2 separate regions of the Mus musculus genome follow, and region 1 is linked to region 2. A link is a loop called in an ENCODE intact Hi-C map of the cell type or tissue named here. Cell type or tissue: gastrocnemius. All regions are shown on one strand. Each heading gives the region's core, and the rest is flanking DNA. Links, peaks and the distances in the headings are about the cores only. Region 1 has its middle 47 kb from the start of Sema6d. Region 2 has its middle 110 kb from the start of Gm39920.

What was found. A loop is a pair of places that touch in the nucleus more often than their neighbours do. Peaks named below come from ENCODE experiments on the same cell type or tissue, not always from the same donor. Only the 100,000 strongest peaks of a DNase experiment are listed, where the experiment ranks them.
Region 1: a loop joins it to region 2, with 2.7 times the contacts of the local background. A loop is called at or near these places in 10 of 42 quality-filtered maps.

Annotation. Positions count from the first base shown.
Region 1 is chr2:124,600,700-124,612,717 of GRCm38, forward strand. It overlaps a transcript of Sema6d not described here. Among named protein-coding and RNA genes, the nearest start is that of Sema6d, 47 kb to the right of the region's middle. In gastrocnemius, for the core only: a CTCF peak has its summit at 4,805 (motif pointing right); a DNase peak (open chromatin) is centred at 4,837; H3K27ac peaks cover 200 bases.
Region 2 is chr2:124,900,907-124,912,924 of GRCm38, forward strand. No RefSeq gene overlaps it. Among named protein-coding and RNA genes, the nearest start is that of Gm39920, 110 kb to the left of the region's middle. In gastrocnemius, for the core only: a CTCF peak has its summit at 4,332 (motif pointing left); no DNase peak of the experiment used is centred there.

The DNA.
Region 1 (12,018 bases), core at 3,276-5,775, 300 kb before region 2:
GATCATGGCCTAAGGTTTCTTAATTCCACATGAGTGATGATGGTTAAGCAAATTAATTGTAGCCACATTTTCCTCAATTGCACCATATTAGAGGACCGGAGTCCCTGAAGCCTTTCTAGACTAATGGAATTGGACAGTTTCACAAAAAAGTTTTAAAAGTTACTAAAAGCATGCTCTGTGTCAGGCTGAAAGCCTGTCACTGAACTGTCAGCTCCAAAGGATGTTAGAGGAAATACAGTGAGCCCCCAGAGCTGCTTTTCCTGTGTGCAAGCTGGGAGCGCGAGTGGAAACTGAGGCAGGCTACCACTCTCCTCAGTGGGCTGCCATGTATATAAAGGAGAACAAGCTGTCCTCTGATGCCTGTAAGCCCCTGAGGCCCAGAAGGTAGATGGTCTCACCTGCATGATTGCATGAAAACTCTGTGTTTACTTCGTGTCTCCAGTTGGCCTGTTGAGATTTTATTATTCCCCTGGGTCATAGAAGTTTCCCTGACCTACTAGCTGTAATAAATATTATTCATAATAAATTTTATGTAATAAATTATATTATTATATTATTATTATCATTATTACTATTTCCAGGTCTTGCTGGCTATCTACTCAATGGCCACTTTAAGATCTACTTCAAACAAAATTCATCTACACTCCTCTGCGAATATTTTCAACTTTTCCTAAATCAACCCCAACGAGGAAGCTTGGGGAAAGCCCTCCCTGATGCCCAGCCAAACATTCGATGCCTGGGTGTGGCTTCTGGTAGGCATTCCAACTTTTCTCAGGCTCCACGGCCACTGAAAGTGCTGTCCATTCCTGGACAGACAACCAACGTCCTTCCTAATGAACTCTCGCCTCTCAAAGCTCTTCCTCTGTCTTGAGTTCTATCTGAAGCATTTGGATAATGCTTTCTTCAAACCTCTAACATTATATGATAATGTTATTATAACATCATATAATATTATAGCATTATAATATAAGATTATTCTTATGCCTTCAAAAATATGTCTGTCTTCTAAACAGCCAAGAAAACATTCAGAGCTCAGCACGTGGCAATTCAAACACTCCATGTAGTGATGCAGCTCTTGTTTTCTCAGTCACAGCTCCCACTACCTGCCTCCAGGATCGCGCACAAGCCCCAGGTCTGCCATGTGGCTTACTTTGCCCTACCCCATATTGTCCCCTACAGTAGTGCACTTGTTGTGAACTTTATCCTTGGTGTCTGTCCTCACTGAACTTCAGTCACTCAGTCATAGAAGCACTCCCTGTTATGAAATCCTTTATAATTTGCACCATTGTTCCTTGTATACATCTACTACGTTTCTCCTATACCATTGGACTGAGTGTTTATAGCTTCGCTGTGAGCTTCATGCCTTATCATTACTTCATTACTCCATCTACCAAAAGTTCCAGGGTTCCTGTTCCAGCCAATATTCTAGACAGTTATAAAAATAAAAGGACTTAGTACCCTCTCTCACAAAGGAGGGAGATAAAATATGTCAGTAAGGTTGTGTGGTGATGTAAGTGCAATAAGGAAGTTCAAAGGGCAGAGGCTACAGGAACCCTGCTAAGCTCCGAATTGCATCCTTCAGTCCAGATTTCCAGGTTTTGCTGCACAGCCTGCTCCTGGTAAGCACGTCCCAGCGGAGGCTTCCTCTGTCGCAAAGTTTGCTACAAAGACTGAAATAAAATCACTTTCTACTTGCTCCACTAGATCCACTCTCATCCCCTTCCTCCTGGCTTTGCTTCTCTGGAGGAGGCAGCGATTGAGTCTAAGGAAGGTATCAGGGACTTCCGGGCCTTCTGGCTCCAGTGAGGCTGAACCAATGAACAGCACAGTGTGGGACCAGAGAGGGCGAACTGCGGATACTCTACATGTTTCCTTCCCCCCCAGCCCCCCAGCACAGGTTACCTCAGGCTGGCACAGTCTTTTGGCTGAAGGTCAGTGCTTCTCACAGGGGTCCAGTTCGCCTCTGTGACTGCCTGGTTCTGCTCACTGCTTCCTTCTCTGGCTCCTTAGAAACTGAGGCTTAGAACAGCCCCAGGGTGACTGTCCCTGAGTTCTCCCTGCACCCGACTCTCACCTTCACAAACAGCTCCTCAAATTACCCAAGTCAAGTATGCCATCTGTTCCCTGCCAGGATTCTGAATGATAAAACCGCTTTTCAAATTTTCAGTTGCTGTCTGAATGCGAGCTATTTCTCATTTATCTCAGCACAGTGCTTTTCACAAAGCAGAATGCTGCTATTAATAACGAACGGTGGGATGAACGCACGCAAGAATGAATGAGTGGTCCTCTCCTCTTCTAGGGATCCTGCCCTCCTCACCTTGACTGGATATTGCAAAGACTGTGGGGTTTTGTCTGGGAGGGTCCCTGTTCCCCTAGTGTTGTGTTACAGTGGTTTCCTACAAGACTGAAATATTCCATTCTGCACAGAAGCTATTTAAACAGGAGGGTAAACAACCCAAAATAGCTTCCCCAGGTCCCTGAAACCTACCAGATTCACTAGGTCCCTCCCTACCAGAGGGAGCAATAAAAGCTGCAACAAAAACAAACAAACAAACAAAAACAAAAAAGACTCTCAAACCAGACTAGCTGCCAGGAAGAAGCAGCAGCTGAGGTGGGCTGCCTGGAAGAGGTATAGACCAACCTAGAAAGGATGCTCTGCCATTGGCTGAGCTGCCTGCAGGCTGTGCAATGGGCTCCAGGTCCCCAGCTCTGTGCAAGGGTGGGCCTTGGTGATGCGCTGTCTTTGAGACATTTCTGCTCCTGCTTCATCCATATTTCTGAAAGTAAGCCCAATAACACTCAGATTCACGCAGTTGGACTTTGGGCATACCTGTACTTTAGTCTATCGTGGGCCCCTATCTGGGGTCAGAGATGCTTATCTCCCCAGGAAAGGTTTTGTCACTCTACCCAGAGGACTGCGGACTCTGGGCATGTTTGTGTCCCTGGTGGTTTCATATGAATGGGTTAATTTAGCTCACCTGCAGTTTCTAAAGATACATCTTTCTTCCACAGGCTGGTCTTTTACCTGTGGATGAAAAAATAGATGACTTTCTTATTCCTATTGTTTTACTCTTTAGCATAAATGCTGGCACATAAATCAAAACCAAGCTGATTGTTTCCGCACTAGATTGGAAAGCAGCTATCTTTTAAGGACCAGGAGCCCAGTCTGGGGCCATGCTTTAAAACAAGGTACCCTGTGGTCATCTTACACAAGTAAAGGCCCAGCTAATTCTTGATTAGAGAGTAGCCTAAACCAATAGTCTAACCAAAACTAAAAAACAGGATTCAACCAGCTCGATAGTTACAAGGAGCTGAAATCATGGCTGATTAGCACTTCTTGCCAAATAAATATATTTCCAGAAATCATAATCTACCCTTACCTCTCTAATCTCCACCTAATTGATGTAGAAAATAAGACTTCTCCTTTTGTTTTAATATGACAGTTTCCAAGGTTGATGGCTTACAAATGAGAAACAGATCCACGGGAACTGTCTTTAGAAAATATACTTTTGGGATAGCATTGGAAATGTAAATGAAATAAATACCCAATAAAAAAAAAAGAAAATATACTTTTTGAGTCAACATGTTTAATAGTGTGCCTTGGTTTGGTACTAAGTAGGTATTATTCATTAGAAAATAATTGTGTAACTGGAATTCTTAATTAAAACTTGTGATGAGAAATGAATCTGTTTATTTTGTAATTATGACCCAGAAATGCAGAGCATATTGGAGTAGTTTATGAACACAATTCCAAAGACTTTAATATAGTAAAAGAACTCATAAGGGTTTTTTAAAAACAGGAATGCAGAGGAAACTGCACAAATGTGCACACACTCTCTGGAGACCCACTCGTATGTGATAAGACTGGAAAAGTGAATTGTTGGTGTAACAGGTCAGCAGTGAAATGGATAAGAACTTCCTGGCCATCCCTCTGGACATGTCTGGGAAAGCTCTCAGCCAGGGTTTTTGGTTTGTTTGTTTGTTTGTTTGTTTTAGCTTTGTAACAGAAAAGCAAAATGTCCATGGGGTTTTCTTTAAGGACCCCCTTTTATGTTTCTCTCAAAAACATAAGTTGCAACAGCTGCCAACACAATAATGAAATGGATCCATATTGTTTAAATGGAGTTTGGTAGTTGCGATCAACCTGACAAGAAAGTTTGTGATAAAAAAATAAAAAAAAATATTCAGGTCTGAAGTGGTTTTGTTGTTGAACCTACCAGCTGTAGGTTCAAAGACCATAGGTATCTTGGGGTCAAGGAAACTGGGGAGATTGGTTTATGGTACCAAGGTTTAGACAAGCTGTGTGTCTTTTGAGGCTCTTAAGAACCATTCCTGAAAGCCCTGTAACAGATTAGTGGGAGCGGGCAAGCTGGCCCTGTAACTGTTTAGTGAAGGTAGTGCAGATTGGTCGCTCCTTTGTGTCATCACCTCTAACTCAGCAGCAGATACCCAAGGCACAGGTTTAAATGCCTGTTAGCAAGTGAGTTGATCGTTCTTGCTGCTGCATCAGCATTTAACTGGGCTTTGGGATTTTTGGACAAGCCTATTATTACAGCTGAACACTAATAAGGCTTACTATTGATTTTTATAGCAGAGTATCAATTTCTTCCTGTCCCCCATTCGGAATGCCTTCCCTCCCTCATATTTTAGCTGTGTAATTTGTAATAACTCCATACATCTGATGTTAGGAAACTGTCTATTTCGCACCCTGACTGAAAAACAAACAGAAAAAGCAAAACATGTATTTGGAAAGATATAAATTACCCAGAATCCCATTCTGTTTTGTTTATTTGTTTTGTGTTGTGTTTTTAGCCAGTAGGTGGCTCTAGTGGCTTCTGGCAACAAGTCACATTTTGTGCCTCTAATGGCTGGACACTTCTATAGAGAGAGAATTTGGTGATGTTGAAATGATCAGAGAAACACTATCCTATCACCCTAACCAGTAACACAGACATTTGCAGCTTAAACAGTGGGGTTTATTTTACTATAGATTTGCATGGGTTTAAATAAATCTTATTCCTTATAGCTTACAAGTGACTCAGACAGTTGTGTGGATGATAGGATGTATATAATGTACAGATAAAAGGATGCTTAATGCTCATCTTTTGTCTGTCTTCAAAAAGACCTAGCAATATTAAAAGCTGTGGGGAAAAATAGTATTTGAAAGCCTCCAGTGTCCATGCAGTGGCTCCTGTGAAAGCATTAGTAAAAGTAAAGTGATTGGTTTGTTTCCAAAAATGCACGGTGCATTTTCTTTACACAGAGCAAGTGGCAGAAATTATTCATGCTAAGGTAGAATAGTAATCAAAATAAGTATTTTTTTTAAAAAAGTAAATTTTTATCATTCCAAATATGGGCATGGCTATTGCCACACTAGCATAAAACAGCAATAGAAATGAATTATGTCAGTAAAGTCTTGAGGCTTAAGATTTACCATGATAAATATTTTTCATTAAAATGAAATATCTTGGCAGAGTCACTTTCATATGCAAACTCTTGACACAAGGAGGCCAGCTGTGTCTATGCAGATGCAGAGACGTGGGTCTGTATTATTAATGATTTATTATGGCATGGAGAGCTTAGATTAGTTTTGAAAGCAGTCCCTTGCCACAAAAACACTTTCTATAATGTGTGAGTGTAAGGAATAGGGTGCGTGCATTCCAAACTGAAGTCATCAGAGAAACTGCCTCTCTCTTTGGAATTCTGATATATTTTAAACCATGAAAATCTACATCCTACACTATGTTATTTGTGAAAATTCATGCAAAACATTGTTCCCATCAATTGAATAATAGTATGAATATCTGAATTAAAAGACATAACCCATGCAGACAGGAGTAGAGATAGAACTGAACAAAAATCTATAACACACCCATTGAGTCCTGAGCCTCACATTTCCTGTGAGTCTGAATTGAGTTTCTGATCCAGTTCTGTAGCATCCCAGGATTGCATTGCCTTTGTGATATCTAGAAAAGTATTGTCTAGTGTTTATTCCATGCCTGCTGTACTCCTGGCAAGAGGTTAAACATGTCACCTGTATTATACCTTCCAGTCAGCCACAGAAGCCATTTAAAGTTTTATTAGCATGCTTGTTTTGCAAATAAGGAGACTGAAGCCCACTGTGGTTAAATAAATTATCCAAATCGCAAATCTACTGGGAAGTGGCTGGATTTGAATGCAAACTGTATAAACTCCAAACACTTCATTCTTAGCGGTTGCTATTCAGACCCCACTAAATAAGATGGAGCACACAAAACCTAATTACATGTGCGACATTAACTAAATCACCTACATTTCTTTCTTCTGCTTCTTTGTTGTTGTTGTTGTTGTTATTTTGTAGGTTTCCTCACCTTTAACATGGTGTTAATAATAGTATTTCCCTCATAGAATTGATGCACACTAATATTTTTGAAATGCTTAGAACAGCTTGGCAGATGTTAAGCATGGTATTTGTTTCATAGGTTTAACGGTTTAATAGCTAGTCGTTTAATGGTTAAGAAACTGCACTATTTGATAATTGATACATTTTACTGAGAATCACACGCAGAGATTTTCTGTAGATTTTAGATTCCCTTTTATACTTACAATTCAATTGGAAATGAGTTATTACTTATCATTGATGGGAAAACCACACAGAGAATACCAAAGTGTATTTGTTAGCCAGGTAGAGTCAGCCTTTGGGGGAGGGGGGTGAAAAGTGTGTCTATCCAATTCCTGCCTCACCCGACTGAACAAACATCCTCAGTGGGACTTTAAGACCTTGGGGCACAAAGTCGGTGCCTAGCATGCATTACTATGGAGGGCTATCGAATATAGCAGTAACACGCCTTTCTTATCTGGCCCAGAAGAGAGTATGAGAATGTTGCAGGCTCTGGCGCCACACCTGTTCCACAAGTATTTACTGAGTGTGCCCCCCAGTGCTGGGCACCAGGCCTGTCCAGGAAAGGAAGAGGAGAACCCTGGCCCATTAACAAGTGTCCAGTTGGGAGACATCCTAAGCAAGATAAATTAAATAACATTTCATAACAGAGAAGACAGTCATTCCGGCCCATACAGAGGGTTTGTGGGCTGAGGGTACTCTGACACCTAGACAACTTGTTGTTCAATCAAGAAATCAGAAATGAAGCTGAACCACTTTATAGGATACCAGAGAAAGCAGGAACATCAGGAGAGTGTGCTCCAGTGAGGGGCAGAGTGTGAGCCAATGTTAGTGCCTAGAGTGCAGAGTGGGTGGGAGAACGGGAATTGGCAGAAGTTAACAGGATTAAAGAGCTGAATGGTATGAAGTGGACAGAAATGATGGGAATCAGAACCACTGCAGTGACAGCCGCCTGAGTGCTTTCCTTGGATGCTTTTCTACTAAAGACTAAATGAAGAGTGTCATTTTCCTCTCAACACCCCCCAACTCCCACCCTTCCCCCTCTCACACACAACACAGACATGGTAAATCCTCAAGAGTAATCTTTGACCTTTCTACCCATGTCATGCTCTGGCCTCTCGGCCTCCGACAGAGCAAACAGAAGGATGACTCTGAGGTCCAGGCTGATATTTAAAGTGAAAACATGTAATTCATGGTTTCAAAGGACCCATCAGCATATTCTCCAGCAACCCACCAGACCATCATTCCTTTTATTCCCGGATTTAAAGACTCGGTCTGGGTAAAACTGTAATCTCTGGGTATCTTTTCCTCTAAGGCTGCCCACATGTGCAGGAACCCAATTTATACTGAATGTTGTAACTCACTCTTAGTAATCTCAATGCTCCAGAGTCTCTTCTGCTTCAGCAGAAGGACTGCCTCAAGTTTGAAGCCAGCCTGGGCTAAATAAGCTCCAGGCTAGCCTGAGCTACAACGTGAGATGTTGACTGGGGGTGTTTGTGGGGGGTGGATTCAGGAATCTGAAATGAACCTTTGCTGCTCCTGCAGACATGGGACAACTGGCAAACCTGTCGGGGTGGCCGGTGACTTGTTTCCTCACTTGGCATCTTCACAGGGTGGCCAGTACCACCCTCTGCCCGCAGAGCAGAAAACAAGAAATAACTGCTGGCCAGGAAACAGCCCCAGCTTTCTGGGTCAGAAGTTGGCCAGGGGAGGACCTTGACTGCCAAGTAACTTGCAGTGATGTCAGAGCCCCACACAACCAGAAAACACCAGCCAACCAGGAACAAAAAACTTAACAGCAAAACAAAACAAAACAAAACAAAACAAAAAACAAACAAAACAAAAAAACAAAAAACAAAACCAACACTGAGCTAGCCTCGGAAGCTGCTCTTTCTGTCCCCCCATCCCTTTCTTGTAACAGGAGGAACAGGGTGGGGGGGGGGAGCTTGCATTTTAAAAGGGGTTGTCTTTTTTGAAGTTCCTTTTCAACTCCAGGGCAGTGTTCTTCCTAAATGTAAACATATATCTATGTGCGAGAGAAAAGCAGGAAAAATCATAGACAAGAATATGCTTCCATGCCGGGTCTCTCTTTCCATGGTAATTAACCACACTCAAAGGAAAACCAAAAGTTTGGCGGAAATGCTCTCTTCTTTCTCTCTCTTTAAGAGAGGGCATCAGGGTTGATTCCAGCCACTTAGAACCCTTAAGTGATACATGATTAGATTGGAAACTAATAAACATAGCCCGTTCTTGGAAATGAACTTTGAATTAAGATCCTCTTGTTTGGGAATAAATGATTCTTTTATTTCATTTATGACAGTCCGTACATCTTAAATGATGTCGCTTCAAGGACATTTTCATTTCTCCCACAACGTATTAAACGAAACACTTGCCTGTAAAACCGGCTCATTAGCCTGCAAAATTACACTGTACTGAATGGCTTTCATTCAAAGTGGAAATAAGATTTTTAGTAGGCAATTTCTGTATTTTCTAAAGCTACAGCTATGTTTGATTGCGTCTTCCCAGCTGTTTTACTTGGTGGTTATAAAGATAAATGGGGGAGGGGGCTTGTAAAATGAGCCAAAAAATAAATCCTACACTAGAAAACTAAGTCAAAACTTCGGGGTACAACTGCGCCCATGGCACCACTGGGCTGCAGCAATTTGTCCTCGGGACGTCTGGGGGAGTGTGGGAGAGTAGTGAGGGCGCCTGGAGGAAGGGAGAGGAAGGGAAGGGAGAGGCGGCTTTGCTGGCTACAGAGGCGGCGCCAGCTGGGCGACCCGGCTCCGGGAGGCGCGGGAGGAGCCGCTCGGATAAGGTGGGAGAGCCTGGGCGCGCGGCCGTGCGCGATCAGGGACGCGGCGGCCACCGGGGTCGAGGCCGCGGCGCGCGTGGGGCTCTGGGCGGCGCTGGCCGCTGTGGGAGCTGCAGAGTGGCCAGGGAGCGGAGATCTAGGGGAGCGACTCGGAGATGGATCGAATTACACCATTTGCCGAGCAGCGGTTTGTTTTGCTCGCGCTGGGTCCCGCCGCCGCCGCAGCCGCCGCCAGGGCTGGAGCGAGTGAGTTTCAGGATAGATCGCAAGACGAGACCCGAGACCGTGGGATTGCTCTTTCTGCACACTGTCTTGATTGGCTCTTCTGTCTGACCGTGACAAGCTTCATTTGTCTGTTTTTAAAAGCAGGCTTCCCCATGAGAGGTAAGACAGTCGCCCAAGCTCCGCTGACGCTCTGGGTGCGTGATGGGGGTGGGACCCCGAGCCGGGAGCCCGCAGCGCAGCTGTGTGCGGACGCGTGTGTTTGCGTGGGCGTAGCGTCGTAGCTCCCGGGAGTTCATTGCTCTCCCAAGCCACACGGTCTCCAGCGGTGCCCGAGGCGCCAGGGGAGGTCTGGCTGACCAGTCCCAGCTGGCCGGTGGGCGGCCTGGGGGCGGGGCGGGGCAGCTCGGCCCTCCTCCTAGGCGCACCCCTCCTCTGAGGCGCACCCCTAAGGGAAGAAAAGACACCCTGGGCTGCGAGGAAAAGTTTCTTCTTGGCAGGGCCGGCTCGGCGCCGCTCCGCAAGCCGTCAGGGTGAGCCCGCCTTCCTCGCTGCGGGGCTTGGAGCCTCCAGCCCGCCCGCAGCGCAGCCCGGGCCGCCGGGCCAGCTTCGGCCGGGAGAACGCAGGGACAGCCTGGGAGTGCGGAGCCACTGACTGTCCACGCGGGGACCGTGAGCACCCACTCGCGGGTCTCCCAGCCACTCTCCCCCGCAACTTTGCGTGCTTTGTTCTCTGGCTGAAAAAATGCTCCACAGAAGCGCCATAGACCGGGTCTCCTCCAGGCGGCAAGGGCTCGGCCGGGAGACGTGTTACGCTCTCAGCTCCCCATCAATTATGGATGGAAACAAATAAGGAAAAGTCAATTTTGTATGAGCCGCGTCTTTCGCAGCCAGAGGCGTCTTGTAGCCTGGAGCAGAGGCAGGCAAACCGAGCCCAACAACCAGGTAGGGAAACTTCCAGATTCTGCTGCAATGACCCTCTGTAGAAATCGAGGCAGTAGCTGCCCTGGGGAAATTTGGAAGCGCTTTCAGCTCCCAGTCGGGCGTCTAACTCTTGGGTTCTAAGAACTTGAAGGTGTGGATGCAAGCTGAGTTTGGAATTTTTTCTCATTATTCGGCTACCAGGACCATTGTACTATTTAAATCTAATAACTTGGGATTTTTTTTGTTTTGTTTGTTTTGGTTATTTTGGTGGTGTTGTTGTTTTCTTAAATGTGGAGCGCGCTGGGGAAGAGGTAGGGGAAGTATTGCAGTAGGGTCTGAGTTAGAGCACTGGGGGAATTGGACTGGTCAGTAGTCAACTCCAGCATCCTTAGAGAGGGACCGCACATCGTTGTTATAGATATACGTGCCCCCCCCCGACTTTGTGTACAGTAACCGGACCCCGTGTCAGCCACTAAGGCTTCTTTTCCTTACATGCAACGCTGCATCTGGTTAGTTGTAGGAAAGGTCGAGGGCTACTTCCTCTCAAAACTAATAGCTATTACGAATTTTAAGTCCGCAGTACCAAAATATATGTGTTTCCCCCTTCCCTCTGCTTGATACTTGGTGCAATAAAGTAGAATCTTTTGTTTATTTCAATGCTGAGGTCTCAGGGAAAGAGTTAACGTTTTTATTCAGTTGCTTTAGTCTCTGCCCCTTGAAAAGGAGAAATATTCCCTTTGGAGAAAATCTCCAAGGCTTTTCTTCCAGTATTGTAAAATCTTAGACAGCTGGGGGGAGTGTTTTACTGTCTTTTTGATGGCATAAAACAATAGATTCTGGTGCTGTGTTTATTCATGATGTTAAGTATCTACCCAGGAAATTAACTTCTCTTTAGTAGTGGTTAATGTAGTGAGTGACAGACTCATTCTCTCAAGCTAGCATGTGTTACACACAAGCATTTATCCTGACTTAGATACCTAAACATTACAGATAAGCTCCGAGATTGGGCCTGTATAACTAGAAACCTAAATATCTGAAGATGCACTACAGCTCATTCCTAGCTGAGATTTGCTTTGCTGACTGCCAGGGTTTTTGTTTAGGTCACTGAGATATGCTCCGAGAAGACAGTTAAATGCATGGTCCTGAGATTTCTCTACTGGCAATGCTTAGGTAGAGCAGCAAACCACTAACACTTCTTACTGGAGCCTGCAGAATATTGGTACCCATCTAAGAATGCCACATGGGTACTCATTCTGAGAAGCCTTTCTGAGATGCACTCGAATATGGGCAGGAATACTGTGATGTCTCCATCACCAGGCATCTGGTTAACTTGAGTTTGATTTAGATCTGTGGGCATTTTGCCACCCCTCCCCCCTTCTTTTGATGCCCTCTAATAGTACCCGGCACCATCTGGTCATGCCTCCCTTGGTTTGATGGATTTGAACGATGGCTGTGACGTCAGCCATAGTCCTTAGAGTGAGGGCAACTTAAAAACCCAGAAGACTTCGGTTCACTGGCCTGCTGCACAGGAAAGGCTCTGTCCAGTAACGAGTGTGGGTAAGTGGGCCCCTGTGTCCTGTCTGGTGGTTTCAGTTCCTTGGAAGGCCATGAGCAAGTAGCTTGGATTCAGAACTTTGATTCCAAAAAAACCCCTCATGATTGTTGAAGACTTAACTGC
Region 2 (12,018 bases), core at 3,105-5,604:
TTGTCCATCCAACGCACAGGTATTTATGATCTCAGCATTACAGGTAACACAGAGAATACATTGCCCCTGCCCTATCAACCACAGCACAGAGGAGAGGAAACTAACACACAGAACAAGACTACAGCCTTGCAACCTGATGCACGTGAGAGCTTGTGAGGAATCCCCTAATATCATCTTTTCAGTATTCCAGTTCTCCGTAGGTAACCACCATCTTCTAGATTTTATCAGAGTATACTTGAGTCTTGATACATGTTTGATGTAGGCTTTTCTGTCACTTCAAGGCTCACAACCACCCAACATTGGACAAAGCTTTATCTGTTGGCTGAGGACAGCGACCAGTGATCTAGTGCATGGGTATCCAGTCTTGTTATGGGGAATGCCTTTCCCACTTGCAACCAACTTGGACTCATTCCATTTCTCGGGCGCTAAAGCATGGCACCCTCAGCTGGGTGTGTAGCTATACGGAGGGCCTGAAAAAAGGAGACTAGCTATCCCCTTGCAGTGCTGTCCAAGTAAGAATGGGTGACGAATCTGGGAAGGGTTGGAAGAAGCTGGTGGAACCTTTCCCTCCCACCCATGGCCAGGCTGAACACATGAAAACAAGAGCCCATTTTCTCTTCTTTCCATGAATTTTGTGTCTGTTAAAACACAACTGCCTCAAAAGGGTGATTCTTGTGGGTAGAGGGAAGCAATGGAGCAAGACCCTAGAAAGATTTGGCACCACTCCATAACTCTCCTTAGAAACAGCTTTCTACTTGAAGACCCAGACAAATTGGCGATCTCATTATTTTCTTCCAGATTACTCCAGATATGTTATTTTGTGCTGGACCAGGCTTGCCTTTTTATCTTCATATTTATTCTTGGATTAGAATAATCCACACAGCCAGCCTTTACTTCATTCCTGGAGTAGATGACGATTTAAGAAAGGAGAGCCCCACCACCAATGCCTTTTACTTAGCAAAAACAATGGGTCTGTTTTTTTCTTCTAGAGGCAATGACTGGTGCTGAGTGTCAGAGGTACCACAGAGAATTGACTCATAAAATAAATGATGGCTGACTGAGTGGGCCTGAGTGGCCAAGAAAGAAGGCAGAGAAGCTACATGCAAGAAGGAACGTTTGCAACATAAAGATTAGGTTGTATGAGTTGGAAGCCACAGCCTACAAAGGCCTCCTCTGCTGTAGAATGAAGTATGAGGGCGCATTCAAGACTAGAACCCGCAGCCTCCCAGCTTGGCTTGAGACCTTTTCTCCTCTGGGCCAAGACTTCACAGAAGGGCTGATAAGCTCTTGTCTGTTGTCCTCTTTGCTGGCAGCAACCATAACTGTACCCAGTCTAGCTGATAGGAAACCTCCACCAGCTCAACTCTAACATGTGTTTACCCTGCTCCTCTTTGCCTTGATATTTCTTATCCCTGAATCCCTTTCAGCACCTACACTCTACCACTCACTAATAAACAGCTCCATTGGCCAAATGAGTCATCAAGGACCCCTTCTGTGAAGCAGCCAGGATACCAGTTGTTTGATACATTGACATCTCCCTACAGCGCATTAGGAACTTGTTGATGGCAAAGCACACCTATTTCTTTGAAATCTAAGTGGATTCTTATTGGGTGGAAATATGGGTCACACATGCCTATACGGACAAGGGCATGGCTGAGGAAGCAGGGAATGGGGCATCGGAGAGGCAAACCTCTCTGGATTGCTGGGCTGCTACCCTCTCAGTGAAGTCAAAATATGTTGCAGTCCACACCGACTATTGGAGAGATGAAAAGCAGCCAAGGAGTATTTTCCAGAAAGAGTATCGGCTTTATTACATGAGAATAATTGACATGCTAATCGTACATGATAGTTAGTAAATGTTTTAAAGAGTGAGATATTTTCTAAGTCAAAACTTGGATGAAATTTGCATTCTGCAGCAAGCCTCTTCAGCTCCAGTCAACACCCAGCTGTTCCTCTTAGAACTGTGCCAGGATCTTTCTGGAGGCCAAAGCCCAGGCATTTCTCTATTTAATATCCTAGGGTCATGTTTGTGATCCCTGCTCCTCCACACCTCTCAAAGGGCAGAGGTAGCTAAGCGCTTGATGAATATTTATGGACATATTGATGATTTGTTTCTTCAAAACTTCAGAACAACAACTACAAAGTTAAAAGTTTTTTGAGGAAGAGATGGAAAGGTGGGAAGAGTGGACACCCTAGCTCAGGAGTGGCTAGCTGCCTCCTAATGAAGGGCTCTAGTTTCCAACAAAGATGGCGGACACTTAGCAGACACATGAAGTGGCACTGGTGATGAGAATAAGAACATGACTCCAGGGAGGAGGGGGCTTCTGGGTGGCACAGGCACAGCTGTGAAGCACAAGGAAAAGAAAAGAAAAGAATCGAAGCGACCAGAGACAAGTTTTAGAAACAGCAATTACACTCCAGCAAAGGAAATGGAAAACCTTGATTCCTCGCCACTAAACCCGAAACAAGCAGTAAGTTCGTGTTTTCCTTGGGCTTTGTTTTTGTTTTGCCTTTGTGCCTCAGAAAGGACCAGGGGAGAAAAAAAACACAGTGGCTCAGGTAAAACCCTTATGTCAGCAAAAAAATAAAACCCAGATTAACCATCTTGGCTGTGTGCCCCTCAGCAGATCCAGCCACAAAACAAACACCCTCTCTAGCTTCAATAACCCCCCCCCCAGCCAAAGCCAAAATTGCTTAACCACTGTTGCCAAGTTGAGATGGAATTTCACAACCGCTTTTAAAAAATTAATTTGATAATGTGTAAGTTACTGTAACATTCCAGCCAAGACTGAGCCCATGACTACAGGGCTTCCTTACATTCGTGGTAAGAAGGATGAGTCATTGTTGGACATCTTTTAAGTCTTGGGATCTCTATGTTGTCTCTAAGTAGGATTACAATGTCTCGAGAAGAGGGTGCAGCCCAGCCCTGCTCTCTACGTTAGCAGCCAAGGGTGCTCAGTGGAGCCATGGCCTCACAGCAGTCTTCTGGGGTGAGTTAGTACTTCTCACCTTGTGGAATTCACCTGGGATGCCAACCTGCAGGGCAAGAACTGGAACCCCAAAGGAATCACTCTAAGCTACCAGGCTTGGTCTCAGAGACACCGTTGTCTGGTACTTTTAGTGGTAGCCTGGGACGTAAGGATGAATCAGGGATAGACAGAATAGAAACACATCCCTGTGTGCACTTGGCATCCACAAGAAGTGTTCTCCAGTCCCATCTTCAGGGCCAGCTGAATGCACATGAGAAAGCCAGGTCGTGAAGAGGACAGATGATTTATTCTCTTTGGACACCATGAGACTTGTGGTAGAGCTGGTAGGAATTAGTGCTGCTTTTGATTTTTGAAACAAACAAGCAAACAAAAACAGTGTGCCAGTAATTGTCTAAATAGATTATCCTAGAAATTATACAAATAATAAGCAAAAAAATGCTATAGGACAAATAAGATCTCTATTTTCATGGATTTATTTTCTAAGGATATGAGCTCTGAGAGGTAAGTTAGATTTGAAACCATATCCAATTGAAAAACCCATGGTTTTTCCTCCATGCACCCAGCACCCTTATGAGCTCAGCACATTTGAGGATTCCTTCACCCAAACTAGCTTGAGGCAAAGCACTATGCTCCCATTGCCATGCGGAAGGTGGTAAAGAGTGAAATGGTTATTCTGAGGGCTGCCACTATACCTACAGCACATTCACATACAGACCTAACAATAAAAAAATGAGGGTTAGGCCTCAATCATTATGACTAGGATTATGATATGTTAAATAAATAACTGTGTTGTGTTTTTGTTAAAATATGCTCTGAGCTTCTAATGATTGATGTCTTTTAAATGTGCCTACTGGAGATGCCTTTAGACAGAGCAAAGTTCAGTAGGTTTGCAGTGAAGACAGAAAATCTTCATTTCCACAAGAACCTAGTCTTTCTGATCCTGCTGGTCCATGGACCACTTTGAGTAGCAAGGCCATCCAATGAAAAAAATGGGTACACAGTTTAACCCATAAGTTGGAGTAACTTTTGATCCATCCTTTCTTCCTCCCCTCCTTCCCACCCTCCCTTCTTCTTCACAAGTGAAGCTATTTTTAAGATAGTTCTAGGCCTCTGTATGGAAATTGTTTATACCTAATATGCCCATTTCCCTGGGTTCCTATCTAAAGTCTTCGCTGGTATGGGTAGGAGATTTCCAAAGCCCCACAAGGAAACACCACTCTTATCCTCAGGCACACTGAGTCAGCCAGCAGCAATCCTTGGGCTGGGCACTTTCCAACAAGCAAGTCAAAGTTTAGCAAGTTGCCAGGTGGAGAGGTGAGAAGAGCACCCTCTGCTGGGAGCCTCCCTGACCCTCCAGCAGGGTGAATTCCTTTCTGCCCCACCTTCTCAGTGAACTCCAAGGAATATTCCAGAGTAATCACCAAGGCTATCCAAAGTGCTTCTCCTTCCCACATTCACCCTGGTAAGAGCCTCTTACTTGATCATCACTTCGAGTTTGTACAGTTTGTCTCCACAGTCAGAACACTTTAAGAGGCCCTCCCTGCCTGATATCTGCTTGAATCTTTTTGTAATGTGCCCAACCCAGAGTTCTGCTCATATTATGGGCTAAATAAAGATCTCTTGATTCACGGAAAGTCTTATTTTCCTATTGCATGAGAATGTAACTCCCGCTGGGTCTGAAAAAGTAGGTGTCTGACAATTATTACAGAGCAAATAAGTGAATTCTTACCGACAGCCATGATGGATTGTATAAATTCATGCCCGAATTTTACACCGTTGGCTTGCAAGGATTATATGAGGTCAATTCAGGTAAACATGTTTGATAAAACAAAAGTCTCAAGAGATGGAAGGTATTACCCTATTGCTGTGATGATGTAGGCATACTCACGTCTACCAGGAGTGAACACAAGATCAACAAGAAGTAGCAGTCAAGCCCCCCAACTACCCCTCAAAGTCAGCTCATACAAAGGGGGCTTTGGCATTCATTCTTCCTTGAAACAGTTAATAAACTAATTCTCCCAAGGACCATAAAATAGGAAAGAGTCAATCTGGAAACTCAATGGTGGCATCACATGGCACAGCCCGCTTCCTGAACTGCAAGAAGAGCCATGTGGGTCCCATTACAATGATCAGGGCTGATTTCACAGCTAAAGGAGGCATTAAGAAAGGATGCCATTCATAACAGACAACACAATAAGTTCATATGTTTGCCTTATGTGCACAAGTCCTCCATACACGCAGCATTTTCACATTATTGAATACAGCAGGCTACTACTTTCTTGCTCCTACCTTCATCCTCAGTACCTTTATCTTCATGAGCAATGGCTTACATCAACTAGGTTAGGGAGGGAGGTCCTAACCATCCTTCCTCTTCAATCTCAGCAGCTCCTCATCCTTTGCAGGAATATTTTCTTAAGTTTTGTTTTTGTTTTTGTTTTTGTTTTTTTGGTTTTTTTGTTTTGGTTTTTTTTTTTTTTTTTTTTTTTTTTGGTTCTACCTTGCTCTGATGATCAATACTCTACCCTGGTTTTACCATCGCCACTTTAAGCTCAATACACCTTACAGGAGACACCATCTCCCTGCTAGGTCTTCTCCATTTCTAGCCTTCTCTATCTAATTTCCCCATTAATCCACTGATGTTGCCACTCAAAATCCCATTCCAGGATAGGCCTTATTCCAAAACAGACTAAGTCAGTTGGTTCCCACTTCCCTTCCAGAGGTATCACAGGGACCATCTGTGGTTATTTGGTGCTTTGGCTAGCCAGGGCTGCTAGATCAGAATACCAGCAGCCTGGCAGCTTGAACCAGAGAAATCCATTGAGTCACAGACTTGGGGGTTTCCTAGAGTGCAGCCATGTCTTTCTTTCACTCTTTCTCTTTTTAATATCTCTGCCTAACCTGGCCTCTCATCACACTGAGCCTTGGTTACGATAGTCTACATCTTTTTCTTCCTGGTCACCTCACTCCTCACCAATACACGTGCTGTGGGGCCTGTCATCCCACACCTATCAATCACCTCTGATCTTTCCTGAACCCCCTCTCAGAAGCATCCCTCTAGCAGGTCACCCCAGAAACCACTCCCACATCTGAAGCCCAGTGGATCCCCCCTACAGCCGCCTTCAAAGAACAAATTCCTTTGCTTAATTCCTGGCCTTGGATGCTCCAGCTCTCACCATCTTGGCCTTCTCTGTTCATATCTTGATCCTGCCTTCCTAAGTTCACTCTCTCTATTTATGATGCCCTCTTCCTAGGGTTCTCAGTCATGCCCCCCCCCACACACACACACCTTTTCAAGCCTTAGCTCATAGGTGAGCTTTTCCCCAATCTGCAAACCAATTCCTCTGGTTCCCTTAGACTTTACACTGCACTTGCTGCAAATAAAAAATACAGTTCCTTTGGGTCTCTTCCCCCTGGTCGAAGAATAAGGAGTTTTGGAACCATCTAGAGCTGTATCCAGCAGTGCACTTTGAACCTCGCCTCCCTTTGATATCAGATGAGCACCCTGGGGCAAGTTATTTAAACCTTTTAAGCAAAGAACGTCTCTGCAATCTGCAGATCATGAAACAACTCACTTATGAGCTGTCATTAGTATTAAATGAGACAATGACTGTAGCAAATGACTAGCATGTGACACTGAATTTCAAAACCTGCTGCTCTATAGTATGGTTCTTGCTGCTGGCTTTAGAGGCATTGTGTATTGCTCAGGAATAGAGAGAACGTAGACTCTTAACTGTGAGCTGCTTCAAAGCCAGTCCTGCTTCTAAATGTTCATTAACCACACGTATTCAGGTTTAAGTTTCCATCCCTTCACGTGTAAGTAGAAGATAACTACCTCAAAGAAATGAGGAATAAAAACTGCGTTTGAAAGAAGCATAGAACCTGGCATGCAGTTAGGGCTCAATAAATATTGACTTCTAATATAATAGGATTTTATCAGTGTCCTGCAGGGTTTCTTGGCTGCAGGAAAGATTGAGAATCAATGCCTTCACCCTTAAACTTTTGTAGAGAGAGATCATCTATTAGTTTTTGCAATCTGGTGATATGGTAAAGGCTCAATAATATGCAAATGAATGATTGAATTGTAAGTTGAGTAACAAATAAGTTAGATAATGTCATTTTCCAAGAAGGTACAAACTAAGCCACTTTGCCCCATGAGAATGTGGCCTTGACTAAGAAAATGGGGGAAAAAAATAAGTGTTACAAAACCGGTGCATGAAAGCTCCTCTGCTCTATTCAGAGAAAGCATGGCACGGTCAGTTAGAGCTGGGTCGTTTTGCAGATGGGGAAAACAATCCGATTCTCAGCAGCACTGTCCTTTCCTTGTATTCTTAAGTCTGTGGAGCTTCATTATCTGGTTTCCTGGCAATTAGAGGAATAGATGTGTAGAAGAGCATTTCGTGTTAGCTATAATAAATAAGGAGAAATGGAAGCTGGGCTGGTGGTGGGCAAATTCTATAAAAGATAGGTATGAGAATGGAGGGATACCCAAAGCTGGAAAATACTGGCATGGAGGCAGATGCTCTACTCGGTACCTGGATGAGGACAGCCTGACCGAAGAACTGTGAGAATTTAAATTCTCCTAATCCTTTATAATAGTGTATTGAATCAAGTTGATTAGGAACTCAAATCCCAAGACTTCACAACACCCTTTAGCACACTCCACAGTTCTCACAAAGGCTTTCAGTAATGTCAGTGACATCCAAACTCCAGGGCAATGAGGCTGCTTCTCCCTGGGTCCCTGAGTTACTCCTGCACACGTGGGTTATAGGTGAGCTCAACTCCAGCCAGGCTTGCCACTGCTTCTTGTCTAACATTGCTAGATAAAGGACCTTCTGCTCTGCCATGCTTAGCTTCAGGCCCAGTCATCTTCTTCCAAGCCTTACCATGTTCATCTGCCTCAGTCTTCAGCTCTGTGAGCTCCTTCCTCCTTTTTACCTCCTCCCTCCACCTCCTGTGCTATTTTCCTTTATCATCATCTCTTTCATGTGTCTGTACCCGATCCCCCTTTTTAAGGAAATCTGGACCTTCTAATTTACTCGAAGGACTTAGGCCTTTGGAGCCCGATGTCATAGACATACTTAGGCTACTTGGATTTTCTACTTTATCCCTCTTTTTAAGACACTAGGCTAATGAAGGCTAATTCTGCTTGGAGAAACAGAAGAGGAGGAGACAGAGACATGGGGAGAGACGGAGACAGAAAGGAGTATCTCAAACTTTATCCCACACATATTCTAGGAACAGCATAAGATATTTTAAAAGAACAGTTTGAGAAAGAGTAGTTGCACAATTCATATGTAATTTTCTAATTATCTGAAAAAGGCCTAACTATGCCACAGCTTACATTCATCTCAAGTGAGTAAGAACTGTGTTATTGCATGCCTAGAAGAGCATTGGGCAGCATGTCCCCAAACCTGCTGTGTGTGACACTTAGCACTCTAATACTGGTCCAGAAAGAAACTGCTTCTAAGATCAACACAGTTTTGGAAATTCCACCTTTCTTAGAGGCTTAAGAATTCATCTTAGTAAGTTAATGACTTTTAACTGTCCAAACATGGTCTGCCATATTAGACCTGGTTTAATTACCTTCCCATGGAACTGAGGAAATTGGGGACACAGGTTAGGAAGACCAAGTCATAAAGCAGAAAAGCAAGTTGGCTGTGCCATAAACCAAATACAGAGATTTGAAGGTGTCAGTTAACACCTTAAGACAGAACAAGAAACAATCCCTGGGTTTAGGGCATCAGGGATGGTTTAGTTGCCTGAATCTAGACCTGCCAAAGCTGTCAGGCCCACATTTTGTGAAGATTGTGGGTAATGATGAGGCACATATTGCAAAGACACAAAGATTTGAGCTCCGGATCCCTTACCTGGCTGTTGCCCTCTCCTCAATGAGAACCAAAACAAGCACAGCCCACCACCCATTTGAATGGACAAGAATAAAGAGTGGTTTCAGATTATGATGTCTTTAGGATTATTTCCCAACAGACCAAGAAGTAACTTAACTTATTTCTTCTTCCCCATTCTCAAGGAGATAAAAAAAAAAAATGTGCAAACTACACAAGAAAAAAGTGGAAGGTGCAGAAAGCAGCATAACAATGGATCAAGAAGAGCACTGGTCTAGCTCATTGGAATGCTACAGGTTCTGGTTCAGACCCTGTGAGAAGCATTTAGGTGTCACTTCAGCATGAGGAAGCTTGGTTAAACAGTCCGTGTGTAGCATCTCTTTGCTAAACACTAAAACAGAACATAAAATTTTTGGTGCTCTAAGGCTTTTTGTTACACAGCCGTCCTCTAAGGCAGCGTTTCTCAACCTTCCTGATGGGGTAACCCTTTAAATGTAGTTCTTCATGCTGTGGCAAGCCCAACTATAAGATTATTTTCCTTTATGCCTCATAACTGTAATTTTGCTTATACTGTTAAAAAATTGTAATTTAAGTGCCTGTGTTTTCTAATGGTCTTAGGTGACCATTGTGAAACGGTCACTGTACTCTCAAAGGGGTCATGAGAGCCACGGATCTAAGACATCCATTCGGGCTTATTTATATCCTAAACTTCATATTCAGAATGTTGTCGAAGTGCCTTACTCCCACTCCATTTTCTTCACAGCACTATTCTCTTGTATTTATGCCAGGGAGATGTTGTCTGGATCATGTTCCAGTCCACCAGACAAACACTATTCCTCCTCCAAGATGCAAATTAGATACTGATGAACACTTTGTGGCATGGCTTTCATTGCCAGATGGCTGTCCCCTAGACTCTCGGGTTGTTCATCCTGTATATATCATATATACATGACAGAATTTAGACAGTGAATGTGCTTGGAACCCCTGACCTTACATTTAGTTGCACAGCCCTGGGTACCTTAAGTATTTTGCATATGCCAGTTGTCTTGTCATTAAACTGTGGAGACTGCCTGTCTTAGTAAAGTGTCAATGATGTAAGGATGGCTTTACTTCTATTTACACAGTGCTTATTATGTCCAGATTTTCCACCAAAACTTTCATTTTGTTACTGCAGCTAGTGGCTAGGTACCTTTTATCAGGGCCAAATTCAAGGGCAGCCACATTAATTTTGGGTTCTTAATTCTTATTGGGGTCTCTAATGTACAGTAGGCACGTGATAAAATGCTTTAATGAAACCTCTGAGTAGCTAATTAGTTGAGGGAGACAGGAATAATTTCTGTTTTAAGGGGGATGTAATCACCTCTAGGATACAAGCAGGGATAAGCTAATCAACCCTCTGGGACAACAGTTCCCTGAACACAAGTTGGAGCCCAAAGTTGTGAAAGCAAGGTAAGGCCTGGAGCTCAAAGCAGTCCTCTGGATGCAAGGACTTGGCCTGGTAAGGAGAAGTGAACAGCGAATCCTTCCTGGATCTATATTCAAGGCTCAGACCTTTGTGAGGATGAGGGGAACTGATGCATAGCAAAGGCCTTGGGAAGAAAGACTCTCAAGGGAGAAAAAGCTAAAGATCCTAGGAAGAAACTGGAACAATTTGGTACAAATGTAACTCCTTAGAGAGACGGGGGACAAGAACTCATCAGGGCTGCCTAATGGGGCAGGAAAACACCATTTTCTGGGAGTGAAGTAAAAGAGCCAGAGTGATCTTAGCGCCAAAAGATAAATACAGAAAGAGAAGATATGTTTAAAAACCAGTGTTCAGACTGGGTGTGGTGGTACACACCTTTAATCCCAGCACTCCAGGGGTAGAGGCAGATAGATCTCTGTGAGTTTGAGGCCAGCCTGCTCTACAAATGAGGTCCATGACAGCCAGGATTCTGTTCACAGAGAAAGCAAAATTCTGTCTGGAAACAAAACAAAACAAACCTTCCTAATGCTGTGACCTTTTGATGTGATTCCACATGCTGTGGTGACCCCCAACTGTAAAATTTTTCCCTGATACTTCTTAACTGTAACTTTGCTACTGTTATGAATCATAATGTAAATGTCGGAAGGAAGGAAGGAAGGAAGGAAGGAAGGAAGGAAGGAAGGAAGGAAGGAAGGAAGGAAGGAGGGAAGGAGGGAGGGAGGGAGGGAAGGAAGGAAGGAAGGAAGGAAGGAAGGAAGGAAGGAAGGAAGGAAGGAAGGAAGGAAAACCTTGTTCACATGGCCTTGATTTTTTTCAGTGATATCAGAAAAGAAAAAAAAAAGCCTGTCCACTGAGAGAATGGGAGTGGTATACACTTAAATGATCCCATAGAGGCACCGAAAGCATACAATGTCACCCAGCATGAAGTCCCAGCACCCAACCACCAAGGGCTCCTTAAATACTTTGTGACTCTATAAATGGAAAGATTAACAATACCCTTCCACCTAAGGTTAGTGGGAGGAGTCAGTGATTGAATCATTGTTAAACACTGAGGATAGTTTAAAATATGAGTAATTACCATAGCAATGTTTGCTGATACTATTATCGTGCAAAAATAACATTATATAATTATTAGCAATCATTATATAATAATTATAAAATCATAACAATCATAATGGTGCTATTGTTGTTATTGGTGGGCCTATGTAGATTCTGACATATTTGAACTGCTCGTTATGGGAAATAAACTGGAAATCAAAAACCTGATACTATACAACACAGGAATGCACAGTGGGCACAGCCAGTGTGGGCTGTCTTTTCTCAACAAACAGTGGTCAGAGACAGAGGGCAGAGAAAGTGATAATTCACCCCTGGGAGTTTGGGTAGAACAGTGTAGCAAGAACACAGAGCTAAGGGACATGACTGTAGAGTAGCAAATGAAGACAATGAAATAACCAGGCAAAGAGTCAAGGAACCCAAGTGTGGGCTAATGGACTGATTATAGGCCCAGGGAGCAATGCCCATCCTTTTATTGAAGCTAGAGTTAATGGCCCTTAAGCTTAGGACAGCCACTCTCTACTGGAAGTGTCTATTAAAGTTGGCAGTGAGGACCAAATTGTTTGGCTTGGAAATAGCGTGAACATCTCAGCAAAGGAACAGCTCTGAGATGGAAGGCATGCCACCCTAGCCTTCTCTCCTGCCTGCCCTCTTTCTATCTTTC